7 separate regions of the Mus musculus genome follow, and all the other regions are linked to region 1. A link is a loop called in an ENCODE intact Hi-C map of the cell type or tissue named here. Cell type or tissue: heart. All regions are shown on one strand.

The links. Peaks named below come from ENCODE experiments on the same cell type or tissue, not always from the same donor. Only the 100,000 strongest peaks of a DNase experiment are listed, where the experiment ranks them.
Region 2: a loop joins it to region 1, with 3 times the contacts of the local background. A loop is called at or near these places in 4 of 42 quality-filtered maps.
Region 3: a loop joins it to region 1, with 10 times the contacts of the local background. A loop is called at or near these places in 18 of 42 quality-filtered maps.
Region 4: it touches region 1 in a loop (9-fold over the local background); 23 of 42 quality-filtered maps call a loop at or near these places.
Region 5: a loop joins it to region 1, with 25 times the contacts of the local background. A loop is called at or near these places in 16 of 42 quality-filtered maps.
Region 6: a loop joins it to region 1, with 2.6 times the contacts of the local background. A loop is called at or near these places in 2 of 42 quality-filtered maps.
Region 7: it touches region 1 in a loop (4-fold over the local background); 16 of 42 quality-filtered maps call a loop at or near these places.

What each region holds. Positions count from the first base shown.
Region 1 is chr3:122,636,433-122,640,432 of GRCm38, forward strand. No RefSeq gene overlaps it. Among named protein-coding and RNA genes, the nearest start is that of Gm43568, 8.7 kb to the left of the region's middle. In heart, a CTCF peak has its summit at 2,418 (motif pointing left); a DNase peak (open chromatin) is centred at 2,389; H3K4me3 peaks cover 287 bases.
Region 2 is chr3:122,564,413-122,568,412 of GRCm38, forward strand. The region is part of intron 5 of Fnbp1l (formin binding protein 1-like); the gene reads right to left. Among named protein-coding and RNA genes, the nearest start is that of Mir7657, 25 kb to the left of the region's middle. In heart, no CTCF peak of the experiment used is centred here; a DNase peak (open chromatin) is centred at 2,319; H3K27ac peaks cover 355 bases.
Region 3 is chr3:122,506,864-122,510,863 of GRCm38, forward strand. It overlaps Bcar3 (breast cancer anti-estrogen resistance 3), which reads left to right. Exons shown (of 12, transcript NM_013867.3): 5 at 1,263-1,708. Among named protein-coding and RNA genes, the nearest start is that of Gm34349, 29 kb to the left of the region's middle. In heart, a CTCF peak has its summit at 2,414 (motif pointing right); DNase peaks (open chromatin) are centred at 2,418, 3,238 and 3,788; H3K27ac peaks cover 1,650 bases.
Region 4 is chr3:122,293,733-122,297,732 of GRCm38, forward strand. It overlaps Gm40190. Among named protein-coding and RNA genes, the nearest start is that of Mir760, 2.0 kb to the left of the region's middle. In heart, a CTCF peak has its summit at 1,913 (motif pointing right); a DNase peak (open chromatin) is centred at 379; H3K4me3 peaks cover 948 bases; H3K27ac peaks cover 1,054 bases.
Region 5 is chr3:121,883,244-121,887,243 of GRCm38, forward strand. No RefSeq gene overlaps it. Among named protein-coding and RNA genes, the nearest start is that of Gm34050, 18 kb to the right of the region's middle. In heart, no CTCF peak of the experiment used is centred here; DNase peaks (open chromatin) are centred at 1,838 and 2,768; H3K4me3 peaks cover 443 bases; H3K27ac peaks cover 1,837 bases.
Region 6 is chr3:122,138,894-122,142,893 of GRCm38, forward strand. Abca4 (ATP-binding cassette, sub-family A (ABC1), member 4) reads left to right here. Exons shown (of 50, transcript NM_007378.1): 31 at 2,798-2,892. Among named protein-coding and RNA genes, the nearest start is that of Gm40138, 14 kb to the left of the region's middle. In heart, CTCF peaks have their summits at 2,144 (motif pointing left) and 3,318; DNase peaks (open chromatin) are centred at 2,108 and 3,568; H3K27ac peaks cover 2,369 bases; H3K27me3 peaks cover 905 bases.
Region 7 is chr3:122,471,790-122,475,789 of GRCm38, forward strand. All of the region lies in intron 3 of Bcar3 (breast cancer anti-estrogen resistance 3), which reads left to right. Among named protein-coding and RNA genes, the nearest start is that of Gm34349, 6.4 kb to the right of the region's middle. In heart, no CTCF peak of the experiment used is centred here; DNase peaks (open chromatin) are centred at 2,482 and 3,242; H3K4me3 peaks cover 779 bases; H3K27ac peaks cover 238 bases; H3K27me3 peaks cover 2,743 bases.

The DNA.
Region 1 (4,000 bases):
ATGCTTAGATTAAGGTGTGCCCTACTACATCAGACAAGCTATATATATGTGCATGTATATGTATATTTATATATAGTGTATATATCTACCATATATATATTAATTTGTGTATACAGATGTTCTGCCTACATGTCTGTTTCTTCACCATGTATGTGTCTGTCAAGGCCAGAAGAGGGTGTCAGATCCCCTGGAACTGGAGTTATAGCTAGCTGTGAGTTGTGAGCTGCTGAGTGGCTGTCAGGAATACACATGCATACACATATGAGTCTATGTGAACACATATATGCTGATGTTGGGTCCAGAGGTTGACATCAGGTGTGTTCCCTATCACTGTCCATGTTACTTTTTAAAATTAACTAATTTGTGTGTATGAGTATTTTGCATGTAAATATGTCTGGGCGCCCTATGGGCTACTCCCCTCTCCTCACGGTAGGAAAGGATGGTCGTCAGCCAAACATGAATCCTGTTTCCACACATTTAATAGTAAGATCCACAGTTTAAATTTCTATTAATTAATTAGGGTGTTTATTAATTTATTGTGTGTGTTGTGTGGCATATGCATGTCACAACATGCAATTCCAAGGACAACTGTTGGAGTTAGGAGTTGGAGTTAGGCTATCAGGCATGGTAGCAGGCATCTTTAGCTGCTGAGTCATCTTTTGCTGGCTCGGTATTTGTAGTTGCAAATGCCTAGCTGTGGGCAGGTGACATGGCTCAGGGAATTAAAGGTGCTTGCTGCCAAGCCATGAACTTAAGTTCACTCTCTGGTGCCAGCAGGTGGAAGGAGAGAACCGGCTCCCACAAGTTGTCTTTGGGCTTCCACAGATGTGCCATGGTACACACCTGTCACAATAAATACTAAAATTAAAAGCCAAATTATCTGACTTTAAAACAAGAGGTATCATACCCTAAAATTATTTCTGAACTTTATAACTTAATTTCCTTCAATGTAGGCTAATGTGTTTCCTGTTTCTTGAGAGTCTTGGGTATGGCCTTCCAAATCTGTGTCTATTTTTGAATACGTCAGTACACTGGAATTTCCCAATCTAGATGATAACATCTTCAAGGACTTGAGCCAGGTCAGTCACAAAGGCATATTAATCCCATCTCTGAGGACAGTAATTAGCCCTGCAGTGTAATGTCTAAGACAGCATAATCTACAAACACTTCAAACAAAATAATTTCTTTAAATTCCTCTAAGGAAAATAAAAAGAATTTTAGACTTTCCAGACAGTTCCATACATCTTAGCTTAGAGGTGAAGTTATTCTTTGTGATAACCAGACGGGATCAGAGTTTGACGCTTCAGTTCTCAGTACACAGCTTCTCCTGTTTGCACAACAACTGTGTTCTAGCATTGTGATGGCTTGGGTTCCCTTGTTCTCATGTCTGCCATGTCCCTGTGCTGCAAGTTGGTGACCTGGGTATACCTGATTTTACACCTTCCATGTTCCAGGAGTACTGTGTGCATGCCTGTTTGCATGTTTGCCATGTTCCCTGCATGCCACCACCTGATGGCCTAACCACATCTGCTTGCACATGCTCCGTGTCCCGGTGCTGCCATTTAGTGGGTTGTACATGCTGTTCACACACCGGCCAGGTTCTAGCACGGACACAAGAGTGGTTTAGACTGGCCTGTCTGCACACATGCCATGCCCTGGGACAGCCACAGGACACCGCAAGAATAGACTTTCACACACCTGCCTTGTCCAGGAGTCACCAAGTAATGGGGTCGTCAATCCGGTTCTTTTTTTTTTTTTTTTTTAAGATTTATTTATTTATATGTAAGTACACTGTAGCTGTCTTCAGACACTGCAGAAGAGAGGGAGTCAGATCTCATTATGGATGGTTGTGAGCCACCATGTGGTTGCTGGGATTTGAACTCCGGACCTTCGGAAGAGCAGTCGGGTGCTCTTACCCACTGAGCCATTTCACCCGCCTGTCACTCCGGTTCTTAATTACGCTGTGTCCCCAAACTTCCAATTGTCAACCTAGGGTCACCTGTTGGGACACATACCATTTCCCAGTGCCACCAGGGGTCGTCATGAGTATACTTGTTCCGGAGTCTGCAGTGTTCCAGCAACACCATGTGTTGGCACAGGCACCTTTGTCCACAAGCCTGTCAAGTCTCAGTCCTGTGAAAGTCTGGGCAAGCCCAAACATTCGTGAATCTCACCTACCAGTTCTGCTGTGTTGCAGTGCATTTGACAACCATGTTCTGTTCCAGGACTGCAAAGTAGGGGATCAGGTTCACCTGCAAGTTGCCTCCTAGCACCTCTACGTGGTAGCAAGCTCATCTATTGACACTCTTTCCACGGACCCAGAATCTCCAAGTGATGGCCTGGGCATTCCTGGTCACTTGTTTGTTGTGTTCCAGTGCTGCCACCTGGTGGCCTGTGTTTACCTGTTCACATGTCTGGTGTGTCTCAGTGCTGCCACCTGGTGGTCTGTACATGTTCGTTTACATACTTGGCTATGTCTCAAAACCCGGGCATGCAGGTTTGAATGCCTGCTGTGTTCTAGTGTTGTGTTCCACTAGGCTGTCTGGGCACACCTGTTCACATGCGCTCTGTGTTCTTATGCTGCCATTCGTTTGTATGCATGCTGAGTCCCAGGGCCAACATGTGGGGGCTTTGGTATATCTGTACTAAGACCTACTATATCTTTGTGCCACAACTTGGTGGTGTGGGAATGCCTGGCTGCAAGCCCGCTATGTCCCAGCACTGCCACTTCATAGCCTGCTGTGTTTGCATGTCTGCTGTGTTACTAGGCCACCAGTGTGATGCCCTGGGCAAGCATGTTGCATGACTGCTGTGTCCCATTGCTACAACATGGTGACCTGGGTAGCCTACTTGCCTGCCTGCTGTGTCCTAGGGTCACTAAGGGGTGGTCTAGGCATGCCTGTTGTCACACATGCCATGTCTTAGTATAATGCCTGTTGGGATGCATGCTGTTTCCCCGTGCCACCATGTTGAAGAATTCCTTATGTACACATCTGCCAAGTCCCAGCACCACCCCGTGGCAGAATAGCCACTGGAGTTCAAATGTGTACCACATCCCAGTAGTGTCGTGCCGTGTTCTGGACTCACCTGTTCTCACGGGAGCCAGATCTCAGTGCTGCCCTGCGGTGGCACAGGATCTTGTGTTCACGAGCGGCCATGTTTTAGCGTTGCCACATGGGGGATATGCTCACCTGTTATACTCCAGCTGTGTTCTAGTGCTCCCCAATCTGTGTGTATTCCTGCCCTGTCCCTTCTCTGCCCTGTGATGGCCTAACTATGCCTGTTTGCATGCCTGTTGTGTTTCATTGCTACCATGCAGTGGCCTGGGCAAACCTGTCAAATGCCTGCCAGGACACCGAGCTGCCATGTGGCAGCCCAGGTGTACCTGCTGCATGTTTGCCACGTTTCAGTGGTGCCAGGTCACAGCCTGGGCAGCCCTGTTCATTTGCTATGCCCTGGGGCTGCCAAGTGACTGTAGCAAACATGCCATGTCCCAGTACCACTACATTTTTGCCTGTGCATGCTTGTTCATACATGTGTTCTTAGCCGGACCAACATGTTATATAGCCTGTGCTCATTTGTTGTCATAGTTTGAGTTTCATTGTTGTGAACAGACACAACAACCAAGGCAACTCTTTTTGTTTGTTTGTTTTTTCGAGACAGGGTTTCTCTTTTAGCCCTGGCTGTCCTGGAACTCACTCTGTAGACCACAGAGATCTGCCTGCCTCTGCCTCCCAAGTGCTGGGATTAAAGGCGTGCGCCACCACCGCCCGGGTCAAGGCAACTCTTATAAAGTATAAAATTTAATTGGGGCTGGCTTACAGGTTCAGAGGTTCAGTCTATTATCATCATGGCAGGAGCATGGCTGTGTCCAGGCAGGCATGGTGCAGAAGGAGCCAGGAGTTCTACACCTTGATTCTCAGGCAGCAGAAGAGACTGTTTCACACTGGGTGGAGCTTGAGTCTAGGAAACCTCAAAGCCTGCCCTGCCCCCACAGTGA
Region 2 (4,000 bases), 72 kb before region 1:
TATGTGGTCCAAATTGGGCTGGAATTCACTTGTGTAGTTCAACCTATGCTTGAACATTTAACCTTCCTGCCTCAGCCTCAGAGTGCTAGGGTACATGTGTCACCACATCCGAGTTTTATCTAATTCAAATTACTATTACTTTACAAAAGCTATTTATGATAGCTCAGCAGTTAAGAGTACTTGCAGCTCTTGTAGAGGACCTGGGTTGGGTCTCTGTATCCACAAGATTGACTTGTGGTTTAGTAACTCCTGTTCTGACACCCCTTTCTGCCCTCTAAGTGCACTAGGCACACACATGTGCACATGAAAACATGTAGGAAATTTTTTCATTCATAAAAAAAAATTTAAAAGCTAAAATTTAAAAGCTATTTACAACTGAGATATAATATATACACATGCACACAAGTTTAATTTTCAATAAACACTTACTGCTAATTCAACCCACATTATTTAAATCTATCAACTTTGTTCTCTGATTTCATTTTCTCCTAATGGTTTCTGATGTGTATAAGTTTGAACTCATACCAGCTATCCCAGTCTATAGCTGTTTTCTTGGGGCTTCCCTTTCCTATAATCTTTGCACCTCTGCTATCTGGATACACTAGGCTCACTATCATTCTGCAGGACCACATTCAACAGTAGCTTTCAAGAAGGTTTGTAAAATATCATTTTTGAGGTGAGAAATGTTTTTATTGTTACCACCCATCCCATCCCATCCTCGGCCACCATGTCTATGCTTTCTGAACTCCACGCCACTGGGACAGCCCTTTACCACCACTTTTAAGTGGCTGAGTATAAGGTTGGAAACAGTTTCCTTCAGAAATGTAAAAGTACTACTCTATGTTTTTCTGGTTTGTGTATAAGTAGGCTGAGATACACTCAATCCTGCTCTAATCCCTGATTCATTGTAAACGACATGTTTATTTTGTTATTGCCTTGCTTTGCTGCTGTGACTAACTCTGTTTCTCTCCTAGGAATCTGGAACCTCTCCTAAGAGTTTAGAGAGGCCGTGCACACGGCTCTTTAAGAGAGGTCACAGCATTGTTTACATATCCATCGAAGGGTGTGTCCTCAGAGGTCAGGGGTGCACGTGCAGGAGCCAGCCAGCTCCTTCCACCGCCAGCTACCGGCTCACAGCCACCTTGCCAGCTCTCATGAGGATAAGTGTTGATAGCTCACAGCACTGGAAGCTGGCAAATTCTTTCCTCCAGAAATTCATGACTTTACATTTGAAGGCATTGTTTTCCTTGACTTACTTTTATCCATCTTTTTTTAAATCTAGCATGGTTATTTTGAAAATTTGAAAATTTCTAATTTTATTATGTTGTTTTGTATTTCTAACCTCTGTTACTTTTACTTTCTGAAAGATGTCTTCAATTTTGTCTTTTTCTCATGGACTTCTTATTTCTCCCTATATGAAGTTCTTTTCTTATTTACACCCTCAATTTTAATAGTAGCTACCTTTATTTCCATGGATATAGCATTTCCTCTATTCCACAGAGAAAATTAATACCATTTTTGGATATTCTTTTTTTTAATCTCTTTATCCTTTCATAGTTGCTGTTTCTTCTAAGTTGTTTTTTCTTCTATATATTATTGTGGTCTCTGGACTGATATTTTCTTTCACTGTCTAGGAATCCTTGTTTGTATGTTCTTATTTTAAACTTCCATTAAGTACACTCTAGGTGGGGCTGGCTAACCCTGGTCTTTCTCTCTGGAGTGAAGCAGCCAGGTAGTTTCCTTGGAAAAACCCTGTGTAATTCCCCGTCTCTGTGACTCGAGTTTGTAAGAATCCCCAGAGAAAGCCTCTATTAAGTCTGTGCCTGGAAAATGCTTTATGATCTGTGTTCTGAGAATTACTCAGAAAAAGGAAGCAGAAGACTTGAGTATTTTGTATTTACACAATCCCACTGCGGTCCAGTGGCTATGGGTTGACACAAATTGAGAATAGTAACAAACAGGTGTTTTATATTATGTATCTTATTTGTAGAAAAACATACACTTTTCTTGGAACAGTGAAGCAATCACAAGTACAAATGAATTAAAAATATTCCTTTCCCCATGTATAATTATACAATATAGAAAATGACATCTATTCCCTCTTCTTCCACAGCAGAACCTGCTTTCAATACAGAGGCTGTTAATTGCTGTGGTTTGCTGTCCCTGTCTCCTGCCATGGGCTCATCAAAGGCACCTAGGAGGAAGTCTGCTGGGGTCTTCTGCCAGTTTTATGTCCTTGATTAAAAAAGAACAGTGAGAAAGAAATGTTCCTCTTTCCTTGCCCCTGGGTGCAGCCACGCTGAAGAATAGGAAACAGCACACTGCGATGAAGCAAGCACAGAGGACATGGGGCACTAGAGAAGCCACTCCACGACTGACTAGGGAGCTGCTGTTTCTGAGCTCTGCTCTTAGGAAACTGTAAGTTGTCACCTGGTGCCTCCTGACTGCAACATGGCGCATCTAACATTAATCTCCTTAAGTTCTGACCACTCTGTCAAGATCTACCTCATGGGCTACTCTCTTTTGCCCTCCTTTTAAATGTCACTGTTCATCCTGGGAGTAGTGACTTCTTCTAACTTCTTCCTTCAATTGTTTCACGTTCCTCATTTCCCATTTGTTAGAGCTCCCTTTAACTATTTCGGACACATTAGGTTTCTATAATTTTGTTTTGACTAAAAAGAAAAAGAATTAGGAAATAGGGTGCTATATTTGCTTCTACATATTAAATATAAATAACGCTGGTCTCTTTCACTGGACTCCAGGCTCCACAAAAAATAAAAGCCATGTCATATCTACTTATGAACATAGAGGGACCAGGAAAAGTAAAGGGCTGACTAGGGTTGAATTTACTTTTTCACAATATTGTTCATGACTGAAAAAAATACATTATTTGAAATACCTAACTTTTGTAATGGTTCTGTCTTACTTTGTAACCTTTGTAACTTTTCTTAATAACTGCCAATTGTTCTAAAGGCGAGTCAGCACATATTGTAAACAGATTTATGTCAGCACCCATTTCTAGAGGAACCAGCACCTCCTGAGTATAGGAGTATGTTATTCTGTGCAAATGAAAATAGACACTCTCTCGCATACTTATTAGATGTCAGATACTAAAGATGCCACTGACTAAATTTTAATAACTAAAAATCCTCCCTTAAAGTCCTGGTGAAACCAATTACAAAGAAAATGAAAACAGAGTATTAATATACCTGCGAAGTCTAAATCAGCATTGGTGATTAAAAATCATTGACACTTAAATAAAAATAGAATCTAAGTTTTAAATATTCACTTTAACAGGAAAACATAAAAACATAGCAAATATATGCACGAGCTTTCAAAATGCCAAAGATTTGCATAGTATGAAGAAACACCACAGTATCTTGCATGAACTTGTACATTTTCAGTCTTCAAGCCTTTCTGACAAGCACAACTAGACATATTAAATACACACACACACACACACACACACAAAACTTTCTTCAGCACAATTCTTAAAGACTACAGTTATCTATTGTAAAAAAAAAAAAAAAAATGCTAGCTAAGAGCCAATCACTTGGAAACCTGAACATTTAAAAAGTTCATCTTATACTGCAAAGTCTTTCAATCGAGCATATCAAGTAAACAAGACTATAGTGTCTATGTGGACACCTTGTTTATGTATAACAGAACCTTTTAAAAAATCCACATTATAAAGGACCTTAGGGAATTTTAAGTAAACAGTATGCAGTATGTTTTCTAAGTCTGTTCTATAAGGTTTTCTTTTTCTTCTGCAGTTAGAAGCGTACAGAATTACTGGACTACTGAGTTAGAAGAAATACTTCCTATAAAGTAGTCATTGCTCTTCTGTATTCATATGTTAAAAAAAGGAGGGCCAGAGAAATCCAGTCCATTAAAACATTCAAAAACCACAATCTTAGTTCTCTCCTCTCAAGCAAATAGTTTCCCAAGATAACTGTTTCCTTATTCTCCAAACCCCACTTACTGGATAAGTATCTCTAGT
Region 3 (4,000 bases), 130 kb before region 1:
AATTTGTCTAGTCACACAGCTGGGGCAGAATACAAACCTAGGTGGTCAGGCTCCAGCATGATGTACTGGATGGCTGGCAACATCAGCACCATAGTGGCTACCTGTGGGGCTGTCCACTGCATTACAGGCATTGTACTCCTCGTGCTTTGCCTATTTCTCATATGCAAATGGATTATCTTTACAATAACTTTGTGGGGTGAGGAAACCTCAAATGTCTTTGTATTTTTTTTTTCCTAGCCTCCTAGCTTGTCCAGAATCCACCATGCCATCCCTGGGTTCATCCTGCTCTGTAAACGGAAATCTGAGGAGGATGATTAGGGGACCCAGACCCAGATAGCCTCTTCCTCTTCCCTTTGGAAAAAAAAAATCAGACCCAATGAGCATACAACTTCATTTCGTCCGCTGTTTTACATTCTCTAAGTCTGTGTAAATGTCCTCTTCTTGGGACATCTTCCTGGCCACCCTCATTTGAACAATAACCCTTCCAAATAGCCCATCTCCCTTCCAAAGTTTTTCTTTCCTTAGCTTCACAATATTCAGACTCACCATACTTGCAGCCGTCTGTCCCGAGAGTGCTATACCAAATACACACACGCACGCGCGCACACACACACACACACACACACACACACACCACAAAGCCCCCGAGGAAGCACACTTAGTCATTGCTGTGTCTCCTGAGTCTGCAGTAGTGCTGGGCATGTAGAAGATGGTCCATAAATAGTTTGGGTGTTTTGTTTTGCATTTGAGAGGGGGATGACCTCAAATGAATTATGTATTCCAGGCTGACTTCAGACTTACAGTCCTCCTGTCTTAGTTTCCTGAGCACATTGATCACCCGTGTGCAGAGCCATACCCAGCTAGGATACAGTCCTTGAGTGTGTCATTTAACAAACAAACTAAAGACGTGACTAAAAAAAGGGAGTGATAGGAGATGGCCCGGTTGGTAAAATAGTCATCTTGCAAGGACAAGGATATGGGTTCGATCCCCAGAACCCTCATTAAAAACAAAACAAAAACAAAAATCAGGAGAGCCAGGTGTGGTAATACATGGAGTGGAGAGGCAGAGAGAGGCAGATACCTGGGTTGTGGGAGACCGATTGTGCCTAAGGAAAGACTCCTCTGGTCTCTGCACGCATGCGCACACATTCGCACACATTCGCGCACATGCGCACACAGCAGACATAGCAGCACTGCCTTCTGGAAGTTCTTGAGTGAATATGTTTGCCTTTCCTGCTCCTCATTCACCATTTTGACTACAGGTGTCTGAAAACCTTGTGCAGCGGGATGGGGACTTCCTGGTTCGCGACTCCCTGTCGAGCCCCGGAAACTTTGTCCTGACCTGTCAGTGGAAGAACCTCGCTCAGCACTTTAAGATCAACCGGACTGTCCTGCGGCTCAGCGAGGCCTACAGCCGTGTGCAGTACCAATTCGAGATGGAGAGCTTTGACTCCATCCCGGGGCTGGTCCGCTGCTACGTGGGCAACCGGCGGCCCATCTCCCAACAGAGTGGTGCCATCATCTTCCAGCCCATCAATAGGACAGTGCCCCTCTGGTGTCTGGAGGAGCGTTATGGCACCTCCCCGGGCCGAGGCCGGGAGGGCAGCCTGGCTGAGGGAAGGCCAGACGTGGTGAAGAGGCTGAGCCTCACCACAGGCAGCAGCATCCAGGCTCGGGAACACAGCCTGCCCCGAGGAAACCTCCTCAGGTAGGTCTGTGGAGTGCTGGGGCCTCGCTTAGGCGAAGGGGAGGAGAGGGTTTTAGAACACTCACCGTCAGTGGATAGTGGTCACGAGTGTGCATGATTAACCCCCACTTAAAGAGCATCAAAATCAAGTGGTGGAGCTAGATGCGGGATGCGTGTGAGTAATTTCAGTGCTTTGAGGCTAAAATGGGGCGAGTGCCCCAAGTTCAAAGCCATCCTTGACTACAAAATGAGATTCCCCATTTCTAAAACTAAAACAACAACAAAAACAACAACAGGGTCTGAGCAGGGGATATGTGGGGGACACTGCAAAGAAGAGGGGGTTCCAGGGACTTAATGTGAGACGTTCAAGGGCCAGAGGAGCCTGGAGGGTTGATTGGCCAGGCTAAAGTAGAGGGTCTGTGTAAGGGAGGGATGGGGTTAGGAGGAACCCGACCGCACCCCACCAACGCTGATGGTGGAGGCTTTCTGCCCGGCTACAAAAGTTTGGCACAGTGAACAGCAGATCCTGAAGCAGAACTGGGTAGCATTAGGCACAGAGTGGGGAGAGACGGAAGCAGGGGAGCCAGCATAGGCTTCAGCAAGGGCCCAGGCTGGAAGGGGGAGGTGGGGTCGATTTCTGAGGTCTTCAGGGTTAGAGGAAAAAGCCCACCTAGGCAGTATACTAAGGGGAGGGCAGGGACTGTGGACATGCTGTGTGTCAGCATCCAGCAGGGGTCAGTGCTGAGGCTAGGGACTGGCCCTGCGGAAAAGGATTGGCTTGGAGGGAAACAGATGGGGTTTGAAGGACTGGAAGCGTAGAGGGAGGAAACTGGACTCCTGTGCCTCCTGGGCTGAAGTGTTCAGAGAATAGACAGGCAAGGCTGAGAAGGGAGCTCAGTATTTGCATAGGACTTAGCTTCCAGAGACGAGACACCTTTTCAGGGCCAATTGCTGGGGAGGAAAGCTGAGATGTAGCCTGGACCCCTCTATTGCCCTGGCTCCCCCGGCTCCTGGTGTCTCATATAAGTAAGCGTGTCCATTCGCCTCTCTGCTTTCCTGTCTGGGCCAAGAGAAAATATAAACTATAATTTCTTTACTGCAAACGCCTTATGAAATACAGGACTATGTAAGTAACATAAACTGTAGCTGTTGCCTGGTATGTATTAGTCAGCAACTGACTCAGAACCTGTGGCTCCATGCTGGTTCCCATGTGGTTAGCTGTGCAACCCTAGGCAGACACCTTCAACCTCTCTGGGGCTCCCTTCCTTGGTCTGGAAGCATAGACGCTGTTGAGTGAGGGTGCAGGAAGTGGACCGTGTTTACTCTCACAGCAAGCGCTGGTATTCCTGGGAGCTGTTTTTCTCTGCAGGGGAGGCAAAAGTCAGACTTAGGGGCAGGCAGGGAGGCGAGGAAGGGTCTGGGAGATGCTCTTCTGATTGGCCTTTGGAATGTAGAGGCTCTGGGATAGTTTCCCACAGGAAGCGACCAACACACTTCAGGTGGGGGAAGGGCGACCTCACCATGACCAGTGTGGCCTTAATGGGCTAGTCACCCTACCCTGCTGCCCTTCAGTGACTTTCCCACGTCAGCTTTGGCCCACTGCCACCTGCTGCCTGCCTGGCAGCCTGGGGCCCTGGGCAAAGGTGTGTATTTTCAGGCACTCTGCTTCCCACCTATCTAGCCACACTGGACTCCCGGAACAATCTGATGGGTTGATTGTTGATCATGGTGGACACGCCTCTAACGTCCACCAACGTTTCTCCAAAGTCATTTCCTTTAGTAATTTGCTACTTATCTTTGAGTGGTTGCTGGAAGGTTTTGATTGTTTGTTTCCAAACATAGGGAAGATCTTCCGGTTTGTGTGACACTGGGCTATGCTTCCGGAGGACCTGTTTATCACAGCCTGGCTGGTAGAGCGTATCTCTTCCTCTGTCAACAGAATACAGTCTACCGCCGCCTGTAGTTAGACCGATCCCCAGTTAATCAGACCGGACAGAGGGAGTGTGGGAGAAAGTGCCTCCAAGTCACCCTCTACCTTTCCCTGGCTGGTTGTGCGCTGTGCCTCCCAGTTGACTGTACCGGCCACTTTTGCTTCTAACTCAGCAGTTAGAGATCACCTGTGGGTGTTCCCCAAGCCCAGCCAGGAAGATAGGGATGACCGCCACCTCTGACCTGTGCAGCTAATCTGTACATAGAGATAGAAAGTGACCCCCAGCTTCCTCCCAGCTGACATTGAACCATTGTGGAAAAGTCGTGTTAGTTAAATAAGCCATTCCCCCAGGGACTGAGAATCATTTAAAGCTGTTTTTTTTT
Region 4 (4,000 bases), 340 kb before region 1:
GAGGAGCGGCCGAGCCGCGCAGCCGCCGATGCCCGCGCGCGCCCCACGCGCGTCCGAGTGGGCGGCCTCTGGAGGCGGACGGCGCGGGTGGGGATCGCGCGGGTGCGAGCGCCTCGGCTGCAGGGCGCGCGGCCGAGCGTGATGGCGGGGTCCCCACATCCCCCACCCGCCCGGTGCCAGCGCTGGACCCCGCATTTCTTTGCTCAGAAGGGCGGGGTCGCCGCGAATCTGAGCGGCGGCGTGGGAGGGAGTGGGTCTTCGGTTCCCTAATCCCCTCCCCATCTCCATCAGGGCGACCCCGAAGCCCGAGGGAAGAGAACTAGCTAAATAATAAAAGCCCAGTTGCTAGGCAACGGCCGCTGCCAGACAAAAGCCCAGGCTCCGGCTCCAATCAGCGTGCGGCTCTCTCGACCCCGCCTTCTTAGGACTCGCGTGGTGCGACCTGACGCTGACACCTCTGCACCAAACCAGCTTCCGTCTGTGCCCACCGGGTGGTCTCTGCCAGGCAGAATTGGCCATCAAAGGATAGGGTCTTTGCCTCGCACGGTTCGCTAAAGGGGGAGAGGAAATTCTCAGTGGGGAAGGGCATTTTTATATTAAGGGGTAAGTATCAGCGTCCCCATTATCGAAGGGAAAACCGCAGCTACAGTAAGTTAAATCACACACATAGGAGTACCCCAGCTAGTGAGGCAAACTATAAAGAGTCAGACTTTATTCTACCTTGCAGGCTGATTACATTATCTTTCACGGCTTTATCGATATTGACAGAACACGTGTGGACTATTGACGACAAAAGCAGTAGCCAGAGGGGCAGCATGTTTATGAGTTCCCTGAACTCGGATTCTCTGAGGAACAAGGCATATGGGCCCCAGATGCATGCTTGCACACAAAATGGTTTTCATTACAGGCGAGGATTGCTGAGCTCAGAAACTACTATGTTTTATGGTGAGCGGCAAGCAAGCCTGTTCTTTGTTCTGTCGGGAGACATTACCTCATCTCAGAATTGCTCCTTGCAAACACAACTCTGAAATAGGGCCCAAAGAAAGTGATTGGCCTGGCGTTCTTGGCATACCCACCAAGAGCATGAAATGACACTGCTGGTGACTTGCCTCTACAGTGACAGAGTTCTGTCTGATGCCAGGCCTATTTCATTCCATAAGAGCACTTTCCTTAACAACAAGGGTCTTAAACATTGTTATGCCTCTTAAAATGGCCAATACCCCTTGAAATAGAACAATACATTAAAACCAGCTCTTTATAAACAGTATCTTTACTGAAGGCTGCAATATGTTACTCGCTGGTGACATCTCAAGGGCTCCAGTGGTTCTTAATACTTGTTTACGGCTCGCGTAGGGAAAGAGACACTCAATGCTCGCTGTGAAAACAATACAAAGAAATTTTACCTGGAAGCGTTGGTGCAAAATCTCCAATTCTGCGGCGTCGTGGACGTGCTTAGCGATTGTGACTCATACTCCAAGTTCTAAGGAAGGAACAATAAAGCATATGCTAAGGAGAGATGTGCAGGTAATCATAATGAACTAAAGAGTTGGAGATAGTTCATGCCTTCCGCTGGTTGAGACCTAAACATTCTCATCTATGAGCAGCAAGACTGAGACAGCATTAGCAGAGATTATGGGGGAACCATGCTTGTGTGAAGCATTTAAGACAAGGTCCTACGGCTGGATGTACGGCAGATAACGTGGTGCTTCTCAGCCAACAAGCGGTTTATAGAGTCTCTTTTCCAGGGGCAGGTGTATTATCCTAGAAAAAGAATGAGGACGTGTACTGGGTTGCTATATGAAGAGAATAATTTAATGGGGTTTTGCTCTCCGTTATAAACTAAGAGCTGACTGGGAATATAGAATAGACAGCAATTATACATCTGAACCAAGAACTCCTGCTAGGACAAAAAGCAACCTCTCCCTGTCAGCAGAGGGAGCCAGAGCATGGGCTACAGTCGCCTCCTACAGAGGGCTCTGCTCTTCCCTAGAGTTGCCACCCCCCAAGACAACTGTGACTCAGCAACAATACCCTGTTTGGGTGTTCAAACCCAATACACAGCGTTAGGGGCTGCGTTTGTCTGGCAGGATTAGCTCCAAGTTGCTACATTGTTCTAGGTGCCCTTGGATGCATGTCTGCATTCTCCTGAATCTCTAAAGAGCTGTGTTGCTAGCAACTTTTATTAGCTTTGCTTTACTCTAGAGGGTACCATTGGTGAATATTTGGTATGGCACAGGCCTACTGTGAGAGGTAAAGTATAAATTTATCATCAAGGACTGCACATTCCCTGAGAGGTATGTAGCCTATGGATATGAAGCAATATAAATATAATGTAAATATAGATTTCATATATAAGGTAATGTATGAAAAGTAGAAAATTGTAATTGGGTATCTCTGAGAGCAAAGTATCTTTTAGCCTGAATCCCCAAATAATAAGCACAGACTACTATATAATATGTGGTAGGAGTTTGAGGTCATGAACTGATGTTCAAGTCTTGGCTCTGCCTCTTGTTTTCAAGACTTGATTCTGAGCCTTCTTTTCCTGGTCTGAGAAACCATCACAGTACTGTGAGGACTAGTGCTTGCAGGAATTTACCTCAGTGCTGGCACAATGTAAATGTGACAGCTGGCTTTTGATATTGTTGTTAGCAGTCATCTGTCAATCGAGAAAGCCAGAACTCTCAGGTCCTGGAGAAACAGGGTTCAGACACAGCCTCAGTTAAGCTTGTTGCAACTCCCAGTCTCCCTGCCCTGCCCTACACAGCGCGTATCAAGCCTGCTACCACTTATCTCCTCTGCCTGAAAACACTGGAATTCAAATTCAAGGTTTTCCCGAAGTTTGAACAGCTAATTGTTTTCAGTTGTTCAACTACAGCCATAAACAAGGGTGTAGACCACCCCAGAGGACTTTTGAAGACAAGTGTCTTGGCAGAGAAAACCTGGAGCAACATTTAAGAGTTGGAACTTTTTTCCTAAAATATTTAAGTGCTGAGTTTCAGCCAGGCAAGTAACTAAACCATACTAAGCATCAAGATGTGACTAAAGGAAAGAGAATAAAAATTTCAAAGGTGAAGAAATGTAGACATTGAGCCAGCGAGAACTCTTAGCTTGTACCTGCTCCTGCTGCCAAGCCTGCGGATCCAAGTTCAGTGCCCAAGACCCGCAGGCTGGAAGGAGAAAACTGACTTCTGAAAGTTGTCTTCTAGTCCCTGACACCACACCACACACACACACACACACACACACACACACACACACACTTTTAAAGTAATTCAGATATCAGAGGGGGCGGGGAGGAGAGAGCAGAGCAGAAAAATGGAGGTGAACGAATCCTCATGGAGGTATGGGGTGGGGGAGGGGAGGCTAGGAGGATAATCTGGGCAGACAGGAGTGCAGGCCAGGCTTGGCAGAGGAGCTGGAGCAGGCTTGATTCAGATTGTCGGCCTGATGCAATAGGCAGTGGGAAGCTGAGTAGCGTAGTCAGAGGGCCAGTGAGATGTTATACCCCATTTTTGCTGCCAAGAGGTTGGACAAAGGCCCAGACTGACCTAGATCTTTCATACTAGACAAGCATCGTACCCAGATAAGCCAGAGTGCCTTACTGGTCCCTGGGAAAAGATTTCAATTAGTAATAATTGTTCCAGGAATACAGTTCATTGGCGATGATATACTGCCTCTGGACCACTGATGGAGACAAGTACTCTCCTTGTTCTCCCGAAGGGGCATTGGAAACTAGCAAGGTCAGACAAAAGAGCACAGAGAAGCACAGCAAATGGCTTCCGGGTTAGGTGTTAAAACTCATTATTTTACTAGGGCTTCTCTTCCTAGCTCTAAATCCATATTAAGCAGGTATCAAGATTCCACTCCCAAATCTCAGAATTAATCTGATCATTCTCCTTGTTGCCCCTCCATGTCTTAGAGTAATTGTAGCCTTTTGCGTTGTACTGGAGGGAGGTTGTAGGCTGAGGAAGGAGAAGTCATATCACTAATGATGTTCATC
Region 5 (4,000 bases), 750 kb before region 1:
TGATGGTGCTGAGGTAGAGGCTGTGTGTGATGGTGCTGAGGTGAAGGCTGTGTGTGATGATGCTGAGGTGGAGGCTGTGTGTGATGGTGCTGAGGTAGAGGCTGTGTGTGATGATGCTGAGGTGGAGGCTATGCAAGGATTGTAAGGGCTGGGGAGAGAAAGGACTCTCAACTGCACAGGGTTTTTGTCGCCATTTCATTGCCTGGCAAACTCTTATTCATCTTTCAATTAATTAACCCAGATTAATTGTAACCTTTACTTCAAACTCTCCTCCCACCTAGTTCCTCTTTCAGACTCCCTTATACACTCACTAACCCTCTCATTCTATCACTTGCTGTACAGAACACATTATAATTTCTCTGGTCTTACTACTGGACTACATAAGGAGGGTCTGGGGGAGGGGTCAACTTTCTATCCCTGGCATTTAAAACTGTGCCTGGGATATATATTAGATGACTGGGAAACATGCAATAAATGAACTATTATTGGTAATGACAAAGGGGGAATTGAGTAGAAGGGACAGCCAAGGGAGATAAAATATGAACCACACAGGTTGTATTGTTATAACAGGATTCCACATCAGCCCTGGTGAGGGTACTGTTGAAGGCTTTTAGAAGATGATGGATCTCAAAAGAAAAGGTAGAAATACTGAGGTAACACCAAACACTGAGAAGAAACTTAGAGAAGAGCAGGAGACATTTTTAGATGGGGCTGAAAGGCATAAGAAGAAGTGTCTTAATTTCCTGGGGACACTCATATTTCTTGGTGCAACCATAAAAGCCAGGGACACTCAGGATAGATTTTTGTACAGGAATCAGAGTGGTTGTGAGCGGCATGCTCCTAGCTGGAGAGGTGTGTCAGCAGGTGGGTTTGTGGCACTTTCTAGGCAGTGATCCTGTAACTTTGTAAAGACAGCTTTTCATGTTTGGACACACACACACACACACACCCCATTTTAGAACAATAAGGAAAGTGAAAGCTATATAAATTCTAACATTACTTTAACTTGCTCTTTATCCAACTGTTTCACGGTGTGTACCCTTTCTCAGGCTTCCCCATTGTCCTCTGCCTTGCATCCATCTAGCAATGGGGGAGGGGGCATTTGTTTGTTTGTTTGTTTATTCATGTTACATTCCGATTCCAGCCCCCTTCCTTCCTCTCCTCCTAGTCCCACCCTCCCTCCCACTTCTCCCATTCCCCTTCTAGAAAAAGGGAGCCCCACTCCCTGTACCAACCCACCCTGGCACATTAAGTCACTTTAGGACTAAACACATCTTCCACTGAGGTCAGAGATGGCAGCCGAGTTAGGGGAAAGAGATCCAAAGGCAGGTGACAGAGTCCAAGTCAGAGACAGACCCCTGCCCCAATTATTAGAGGACCCACTTGCTCTTTGGTTGGGGGTTCAGTCTCTGTGGACTGGGGAGGGGAGGGGGCATTTTTTGAGTGTTACGGAGGCATACTGTTAATTACTGGTTAGTGCACATGAGAGTCCCCAGAAACAAGAACCATCAGGCCTCGCATGTCAATAGTGTCAGGGTTGAGAAATCCTGCCAAGGTGGCACACGCCTTTAATCCCAGCACTTGGGAGGCAGAGGCAGGAGGGTTTCTGAGTTCGAGGCCAGCCTGGTCTACAGAGTGAGTTCCAGGACAGCCAGGGCTACACAGAGAAACCTTGTCTCGAAAATCCAAAATGAATGAATGAATGAATGAATCAATCAATCAAGGACACAGGGCAGGTGTTGGGCTGCCCTGGTTTAAGATTTTTGTGGGCGCTGCGTTTTTTCTCGCTGTTCTGCAATGTGCCAGAAGAGGGCGCTGGAAGATTTCTTTTAAGACTTTAACGAAACCACCGAGTTTGGTCTCGTGCGTTACACCAAAATATCCACAAGATGGCGCCAAAGGATTCCTTTTGAACACATAAGCGAGCCATTCCATCGCAGGTTTTTGTTATTGTTGTTTTGTTGTTGTTTTCCTTTTAAGGATACTAAAAACACTACAGCTACTCCATTTAGCATGAGCAGTTCATAAGGTCAACTGTAAACATTTCCGTTGAAACCTAGATCAAATCACTTTTTTCCTTTTCTACAACTAATCATAGGCATTAGAGAGAACAGTTTTCTGCTTTTATTAACTCAGTAAAGATGGACAGAAAGGGCCGGTAAGATGGTTCCGCAGGTTGAGCCAGCAGCCCTGTAAGCCCGACAACCCTGCATTTGATCTAGACACAAAAGAGAAGGAGAGAATCAACTCACACAGTTACCCTCTGACAACCAACAGTGTCCTGTGACACAAACGTGCCCTGCACCCCAGGATAAACATATGTATTTTTTTTTTAACGATTGAACAAAGATATGATGACAGTACACCAGTGGAGTATTAACAGCCCACCTTGTAGGGGGAAAAAATGGGATTCTTGGCATGTGCTTTAAAGAAACCTTGTGTTAAGGGGTGGTCATGAAGAAATCTGTCTTTCCTGGCTGTGGCTTCTTTTCCATTGCACCTGAGCAGTGGAGAGGTCAAACGGAAGTGAATGAAGCAGAGAAGCTTCCTTTAAGTCCTGGGCTGGCTACATTCAAAGGAAAGCTCACAGCAGGATCTTTACATACTAAATTACAAATAAGTGACTTAGATCAATCAGCAAACCTTTACGCCCATTGTTTCCCACCCTGAGGCTAATGCTGTGAGGTGGAGCCTCAGCAGCCTGCTGGCCTGCAGCGAACACTCACCCAAACCTCCTCCCAGAGAACACTCAGGCTGAGAGCCACTCAACGCACCAAGTGTGCAGAGCTGTGGGGATCATGAAGCCAGGTATGGTGGCTCATGACAGGCATTTGGGAAAAGAAACTTAGAGTTCAGGCCTAGCCTGGGCAGTATGGGGAAACCTCCTCTTAGACACTACTACACTACACACACACACACACACACACACACACACACACACACACACACACACGGCCGGGGGTTGGGGAGAACAACAGAGGAGAAAGGAATTCATAGTCTTTCAAGTGTTCCACTACAAATCCATTCAAATAGTAAGAATTCCTCGGAATTTCTTTTCAACCCGCACTTGGTCACATTTGTTGGTACGCATTTATCTATCCATCTATTAATAGCTATCTCTCTATGTATCTTGGCTCACTCTGTAGCCAAGGATGACCTTGGACGTCTCACTCCCCTGCTTCCTTCCACCTCTTGAGAGTCCCCGATCATAAGGCATGGTGACCAGTTTCCACCAAGCTGGGGCCCAGATGCAGAGCTTCATGCCCAGTAGGCGAGCACTCTCCCAACCGATCAACACCTGCCAGCCTTCACATCTGCATTTACGGAAAGAATAAATTTAAGGGTGACTTTGAAGTTTGAAAGAGCCCGGTTTCATCTCTTCCAAATTTGCTAGGAAATCTAGGGGGAAGGGGAAGAGAAAAGAAAGCAAGCGGAGGGGAGAGGAAGCCCCGTGACACGTGTACTTCTCAAATAACTCTACGGGTTTGTGTCTCTTACCTTTATTTGACAGATAGGTAAATGGAGAATTTGAGAAGTTAAACCGTTTTCAAGGTCACTCGACAAGTAAATGGAGGAACAAGCAATCAACTAGATAGCTTAGAAATGCCAAGTACGGGGAGTCTTAATCACACCGGGAACTAACCCAACGGACCATCCAAAACCTTGGCTGTTTATACTGCAGAGAGTTCCGCAGAGGACCATGTTGAAAACAGGTTAGGCACTCCCCCCCCCCCCCCCCCCCCCGGATTTCAACTGGCCGTGACCACAGAAGGTGCACACGGGACCCACGGAGCTTCTCGGCTCGCCCTGCGAAAGTGGTTCCAGGATGCTGGGCAGTTTTCAGACTCGTGTAGAAAATGAGCTTTCAGGCTTGTGTCCGTGCCCTGCTAGTGAGAACTGCCAGGCTTCTTCCAAGATGGTAGCTTCCCTCTTCTGTTTATTGATAGACCATAAAAAGAAAAGTGCTTGTGAGCAGCTTAAGTGCATGAACAATCTAATT
Region 6 (4,000 bases), 500 kb before region 1:
CGCTATCTGTGGAGATCTTCGGAGTTCTGGCCCAGCTGGAGCAGCCAAGGAGTTGTGCTTTCCAAAGAGAAGAGAGGAGGGCTAGGGTGGAATAGGGCAGGAAGGATGGGAAATAAGCTATGTGCCTAAGGATTATGTACATAACACACATGAACACACACAGCCAGCAACTTATCATTTTCAAGAGTGGTATTGATGATACCTGAGCAGTGCTTTGTTTAGAGCTCTATGCTATAGACAAATCCCCATGGAGGCTTTAGGGAGTGCCTTCAAGGGCAGGAGAGCCTGGCTTTTTCTCTGATTGGTTACTTGTACAGAGCCTGCCTTGGATGGTTTCTCTTATTATTTCTCAATGAGTGGATGATTCCCAGAGTCCATGTGTTGTAAGAGAAGGGTTCAGGCATGGGAGTTAGGGAAGCATGGTTTGTTTCTTAGCCTCTAAGCCTTCTTCATTTTCTTTCCTGGTGTTGAGAAGAGCAACACCTAATTATAGCATTATCATGAGAATTCAAAAAAATAATGTGGTCATGAACTATGTAGGACTAGAGGCAGCTCAAATGATGGCAATCCTAACCTAACCGTGGCTGAGCCAGGATGCAGGTTGCCTCTCAGCTGTGTGAAAGTTAACATGGGTGGCTATGAAGTTCTTTTCTGTTGTCCTGAGCCCCACAGGTCTCCAACTCTCCAGGTAGAGTGTGGGAAATGATCTTGTTAGGCAGTAGAGTAGATGGAATGAAGAAAAAGACGCAGCAGATGGTTCAGGTGTGTGCAGGGAAGACTTCCAGAGTGACTGCATAACCCTTCCACTTAGCTGTCACAGACAGCACCCATCATCAACAGAGACTGGGGGCTGTCACCTGATTTCTGCATAGTCTGTGCCCGTGGGGAAAGCCACAACAATAGCATCAGGAAGAAGACATAATGAGACAACTAAATTTACCATAGCATGTATCACAGCTGCTGGCTCATAAGGAAGGGGTCCTGGGTCAATCCTGCTCTTTATATTGCTCAGGCAATAGATTGTCCCTTTGGGTGACAGCTACATTGCCACATTGCAGATATCCCTGACTCCCTAGGATCTGGGCTGAGAAAGGAAACCATCAGACCTCCATGCACAGGAATTCATTTCCTAAATGAATTCTAACCTCACAGCTGCCTGTCTCACTTAGAAACTTACCTTCAGAGCACCTTTGGCCTATGGTCCTTAGGAAGATGCTCGAAGTCCTAGAAGAGGCAGAGCAAGTCTGCAAGTGTATGTCACCCCTGCCTTTCCTCATTAGCAGTCACATCTCCTGAGCAAAACTGAATGTCCCATCTCTGTAATAGACACCTCTCCTGTACAAAAAAGTGCATGCACATGCTTATACACATATGTACACATAGATATACATGTGTTCGCATCCACTCACCCTCGTTTAGCACCTTCCCTCTTAGCCAGGAGTAAGAGCAGAAGGAAAGAGCTAGTCCAGAGGAGGTGAAGGAAAAGTGAGAGAGGCAATGACTCTGAGAGTCAGAGCTACAGATGTCCCTTCCTGCTCCAACATTTCTTCAACGGGGTCTTGATATGGATGCGCCCCAACCCTGACTTCTACTCTACACAGAGATAAAGCGGGAATGTTATGTCTGGTAGACGTTTTAGAAAACAATTCCTCACAAACTTTCTCAGGCATCTGCAATTGTTGCAGCCTGCTACCCTGGTACTCAGGCCAATTTGAGAAACAGGTAATAGACGCACGTACGGTCAGATGCAGGATCTGATCTTAGCCCAGCCACACGCAAGCTGGTCCACTTTTCTTAGCTTCCCTTTCTTGGTAAAGTTGGCTTTTGTGAAAGCAGCAGGGGTGGGATCACACTTGCAGAGCCCCTACCACAGTCCCCGGCACACTGCGGCCACTCAGGGGCTGCCACTTGACCTAGTGGAGGATTAGATGAACGCGTGAGCACATGGGGGAGGGGAGGGCTCTAGAAAACAGGAAAAATAACTTCATTTTGATGGTGGTTTAATACCACCTAGAATCCTGTCAGCCACTTCTGTGTGGCAATCTACACAGTGGATGCTTTTCCCCAAGGTCCTGGACTGACTGACCTACGACATCCACTAACGCAAGAAACTTAACACTGTGTGACATTGCCACCTGGTGGCCAGAATCTAGCACTCTTGAATTCCCTTCGAATCTCTTGATTACCTTCCACTCTTAGATTTTTTTATGAGAGCAGGGTATCATATATTATTTGATAGCTGCATGCTGGGTACTGGGGGCATGAAAGCCAACAAGTCAGAGAAGGCCTCTGCCTTCACAGAGACGATGTCATACATGGGAGAGTGTCGGGGCACTGAGTCGACTGAGACAAAGCGATGTTTCATGAGTGATGAGCACTGTGCAGTTGCACGGGATGAAGGGAAGATGATTTTTATCTATAAAACTCAGTCTGACAGTGGGTGCAGAACAGAATGTGGAGGTTCAAGGGCGGAGTCGTGGGTGCAATATGGAAGGTTCTGGAAAGGTCTAGGCAAGGTCTAGGTGGTGGCTGAGGTTGGGGTAACAGGATCAGCATGGACAAGACAAATGTGTTGGAGAGTTTGCATTTAAGCTCTCTGGTGATGGATGGACTGAGGAAAAAAGGGGGTGGGGATCAATGGTGACCCCACATCACTGATGCAGGAACTGGAAAGCCGTCAGGGCTGCCTTGAGTGTTTCCTGGCATCCGAGTCGATGATAATTTTTGGATAAGAACAGCAGTTTCACAAACTCTAAGGTCTCATTCCCCAGATCTTGACCCTGTTTCTTTGCCCCAGAGGACACAGCGCAGCACTGAAGTCCTACAAGACCTCACGAACAGGAACATCTCCGACTACTTGGTAAAAACGTACCCTGCTCTCATAAGAAGCAGGTAGGTGACCCCGTCACACTTGTAATCTTGGCTGCCTAGTGACGACATCAACCGTGCCAGAAAGTCAGTTTCCTACTGTTGACTGTGAGGTGGCAGCCGAGTGTGAGGGTCTCACAGCAGAAGATATAACTGCGGTGTGAACCCACAAGGGGCAACTCAAGGCTAAGTGCTTTGTTTCTTTCTCTGTTTAAGATAAGTAGCCGAAGTTTATCCCAGGCACTGTTGCAAATGTCACAAAAAATGTATTCAATAAGGAAGCCTTATATCTTAAGGAGTTAAGAAAGATAAAGTTTGTAGGGGGTGGGGAGAAGAGGAGGGGAGTTGAGGAGTAAACATGGAGGGAGAGAGCTTGAGAGAGCTCAGCATTACGAGCAGTGGCTGCTCTTCCAGAGGACCAGGGTTCAATTCCCAGCCCCCACGTGGTGGCTGCTTGTAACTCCAGTTCCAGAGGATCTGGCCTTACTTACACAGACTTACAAGCAGGCAAAACACCAATGCACATTAAAAAAAAAAAATCTTAAAAAAAAAAGTGGAGGAAGAAAGAAAGAGAAGCCAAGGGAGATTGAAAGGGGAAAGACAAGGGCCCATGTCTGGGTCCCTGCCAGGTCAGGCACTAGCTGGGGACAGCGATTGTCACCCTCATTATCACCTGTCACCACCACCCTTGAACACCTCCACAGACACTTTGCTATCTAGAACTCTCAGCTCTGCAGCTGTTCTTATCAAGCCCGGCCTAGGCTGGAAGGCCATCAAGCAGCCCCTGCACAAATGAATGGCAGGCAGGTTAGCAAAAGCATCCACCAGAAAGACCCTTAAGGAAGTGTGATGTAGTCTCCACATGGTCTGTGGCTCTCAAATGAAGCAGACTGTCTAATGTTAATGGTACTTACAGTTGCCTCCCAGACCAGAGTCTGGATAGGTGATAGATGGACCTAAGGGCGGGAGGGCGTAGCAGATGGTACAAGCAGCTGCCAGGAGGGCGGGGCCAAGCTGGCCGTGAGCAAAAAGAGCATCCAAAAATCAAAGCAGAGGGTGAGTTTATTCATTAACTCAATAAACAACAAACACGCCAAACCTGGCTCGGTAGCAAGTTTGCATTATGGAAATT
Region 7 (4,000 bases), 160 kb before region 1:
AAATCAAGGCAAGAATTTGAGGCAGCTGGTCACAACATGTCCAAGAACAGATAAAGGATAAAAAAATGCACACATGCCCACTTTCTCTCTACTCTTATACAATACAGGACCCAAATCCAAGGCGTGGTCCTGTCCACAGTGGGCTGGGCCTCCCACCTCAATTAATTTAATGAAGACAGTCCCCTCCAGGGATGGAGAGATGGCTCAGCGGTGAAGAGTGATTGCTGCCCTTGGCAGAGACTCAGGTTCAGTTCCCACCACTCACACAGCGGCTCGCAACAGCCTTAACTCCAGATCCAGGGGATCTTGCATCGTCTTTGGACTGCTGTGATCACTACATGCATGCGGCACATATACGTAACATACATCCAGACAGGACACCCACACTCATGAAATAAAAATAAATAATAAAACTCGAAAAATGGAAGAGAGACTCCCAGAGACATACATGTCTCAGAGCAACCCAATGTTGCCAAACCTCGTTAATCCTGACTTTCATCCCAGGTGATTTTAGAATGTATCAAGTTAACAGCTCTGTCACAAGTTCTAATCCAAACAGAGGATGGCAAAGCTGGCTCATTTTGTGTGTGTGTGTGTGTTGGGGGTGGGTATTGTGCCATTTCTCATGCCTGTGTGGGTGACTATTTGGGGAGCAGAGGATAGGTTCCCTACTTTTCTACATCTAAGATGAATAAAAACCACATCTCCAGAAATACATGTGCACGATTCTTATACATCCATCTGCCAAGGTGTTTGTGGACTTCAGTTTGAGAATCTCTACACAGCGCTCAGCGTTTCCTGGGCCCCTATTATATTTAGACGTCGTCACGCTGAATGTTGTGGTGACTATGAAGAAGAGATGGTTTCAAAGTCATTCTAACAGCTGTACCCGGGAGGCAGGGTGGAAGCTGGAGCTCGGAGCTGGGCATAAGGAAAGCCGTGGGAGGGAGAAGGAACTCCCCAAAGGCCCTGACGACTGAAAACCGGGGCTTCCAAGCCCTGAAACCCCAGCTGCAGAACACATCTAAGGGGGATCTGAATGTGTGTGGAGATGGTGTCAATTTCATGCCTTCAAGTTTTCCTCTTAGGTTTGACCACCAGAGGGGCTCCTGGCTTCTGGAAGTGGGTGGCTTTGCAAGATCTCTGAATCTGGTCCAATAGCCAAACGGCCTTTAAGAAATGCCCTCAGGGGGCTGGTGAGATGGCTCAGTGGGTAAGAGCACCCGACTGCTCTTCCGAAGGTCCAGAGTTCAAATCCCAGCTTGTGATGGTTGTGATGGTGGCTCACAACCATCCGTAATGAGGTCTGACTCCCTCTTCTGGAGTGTCTGAAGACAGCTACAGTGTACTTATATATAATAAAAATAAATAAATTTAAAAATGTCCTCAAGAAGTTTTAAGATAGTAGATCATGCCAGGGCCTGCTAAGGGGAAGTTGTAAGATGTTGGTTCACAGTTGCGCCTAGGCTGGGAGGGTGCTGTGCATGGCTCAAAGGTCACACTCCTACTCAGTGACACAGAACATCCTAGTTCCAATCTCCTTCTCCTCCCTAAAGGCAAACCATGTCTTCTCTATCCCAGAAAACTCAGGACAACTCAGTTCTTCCACATGTAAGTCCCTGGAGTAGACTGAGGAAGACCGTTCATTTCCACCTGCTGCTGACGCACCAGCGAAGAGCCCTGTTATTAACCGGGAAAATCATATACATGGCTTCATGCAGCGTCAGCCCGTGTCGGCTCCTTTTTAGCGTCTCTCAGACGCAGAGATGGCACACAAGCCTGCAGCGGTGTGCCCAACACGGTGTGCTAGCCAACACCTTGAACTTAAGCTCAACTTCATTGTCATTGACATTTTAAGAAAACATTTTAGGAAAACAAGTTTTAAGGACACACTGTTCCATCTCCTTTACTCCCAAGCTTGATAAAGGGTCCGGTGATTGGGTTAATCTCAAATTTGAATCTCAGGATAAGCGATCCTGTAAACTTAACCTGTTGATACAAAGTAGTAAACTTCCTTCTGGGAAGGGCCCGGGTGGAGCAGTCTTTGCTGCTGCTCCTTCTGGGAAGTAGAACACCCCAGGGCTGCTAGTCTCTTGTGTCTGCCTCTCTCAGCGCAGAAGCTGTGTTTTCTCAGGTCAGCTTTGTGCACGGATCACACAGTGGAAGCCTAGCCTTCCGGTCTTCCCATTCAAAAGGAAAAGGAGAGCTTCCTCCTCAATTCCAGTTTGAAAAATCCCAGGGAAGCTCTCAGGTTCATCTCAGGTTGGTCATATGTTCACCCTCAGACAGCTCACTGTCCAGTACTCTGACTGGATTACACATCCAGCTCGCAAGGGTGAAGACACATGCTATCTAGTAACTGAGCTATTGAGAAGCACTGAATTAGGTTGTTAGGTCCGCTGTCAACAAGCAGTCACTGATAAGCAGGAGGCAGGAGACACTCCCCCACCCCCACTCTCTAGGGCTGCCAGCTCTGAGAGTTGTAAGGTTACAGGAAGTCTGCTAAGTGACTGAGCCCACATCAGAAAAGGGGCAGGCTTATTCGTCAGTCCAGCCAATGGGAGAAAAGGACAGGAAGTTCTCCTAGTCAGGGAACTTCTAAAGATGCCCTCTTATGCCAAATCAACGTACCAGTCGTCTCTGCCCTTTCTCTGCTGTGTCTCCCTGTCTGCAGCATTATATATTAAAAGACGGTTTCGTTCTCACTAGTCTCTTGAATTTGTTATGATCATATTTCCAACACCACCATCTGGTATTTACACTTTTCCCCATAAATGTTTTAGGATCATAGTAGGCTATTTTTCTAATTATCTCTGTCTTCTTGGGATACACATATACTGTGTTGACACATGACTGCTAAACTCTGCAGATATTCCTCCCCATACCCTTTTCCATCTTCTTAAAACCTGTACACAGCTCTCTGCAGTTTCACTCTCTTTGGTTTATTTATGGGCTGGATAGTTTCGTGGTGGCCACTGTGACAGAGGAGATAGAAGTGGGCCCTTGGGAGAGCTGTGTATCACCTGATTATCACCTGTGTGGCCTTGGAAAGATTTCTACATCTGTTATCGCAAGTGACCCAGCCCTAAGACACAGTGTTCCAGATAATGATCCAGACTCTCCAGACCCATTCCTGCTGCTCACCCTGGTACCTCCCCCTTCCTCCACCCAGCCCTCCCACTTACTTTGGAAGGAGTGCCGTAAGGTGCACAGGGACAGGGTGGGGGTTGGTGGCATTCTACTAGCCTTTGAACACTGGCAAAAACAACCCATTGTCCTCACCCTAGGCACCAAGTAAAGAAAATATTGACCTTTTAGATGTCACTTCTGAAGACATCGTTGTACTTGGCAGCCATCAAGGAAGTGAAGACATTGGCTGCCGATCAATGCAGTCTCTCACAGAGAGCCTTCGGATCCGGCCTTTCCCCACCAAGGGCACAGGAGGTCTATACACAGAGAGGTGTTCCTGGCTTGTGCTCAACACCTGAGGCTTGCTGCCTCCTGGTCCAGAGATTCTGTTCTCAGCATCCCCAATCTATGAGCTACACTTCCCTGACTGTTATATGTTGTCCAGTATCCCTGACATTGCGGATGAACCCTCAACCTGTGCTGCTGGACTATCTGTCACTGGATGAGGGGAGGTCTGCCTCCTGGATTTGCTTTAGATTAGAGTGTTCTGGTCCTGGCAGTCAGGTGTGATGCTTCTGTTAGCACATCAGATAAAGCAGGTTCTGGCTTGCTCTCATTACTCATTCTAAGAACTACTGCTTGCTGCCCAGACCATGGTGATAATGATGCCCCCCTCCTAGTGTGCTAAACGAGACACTGGTAGAATTCTCAGCAGAAATTCTGGCCCTTGGGAACATCACACACTAGGAAATGAGGTAGAGAGATGTGGGTGACCGCCATGGCCTTTCTAGATGCACTCCCCAGATGTGTGGCTGCCAAGAGGTTGCTGAGATCAGACTTGTACATATTACACATTTACTGTGATACACAA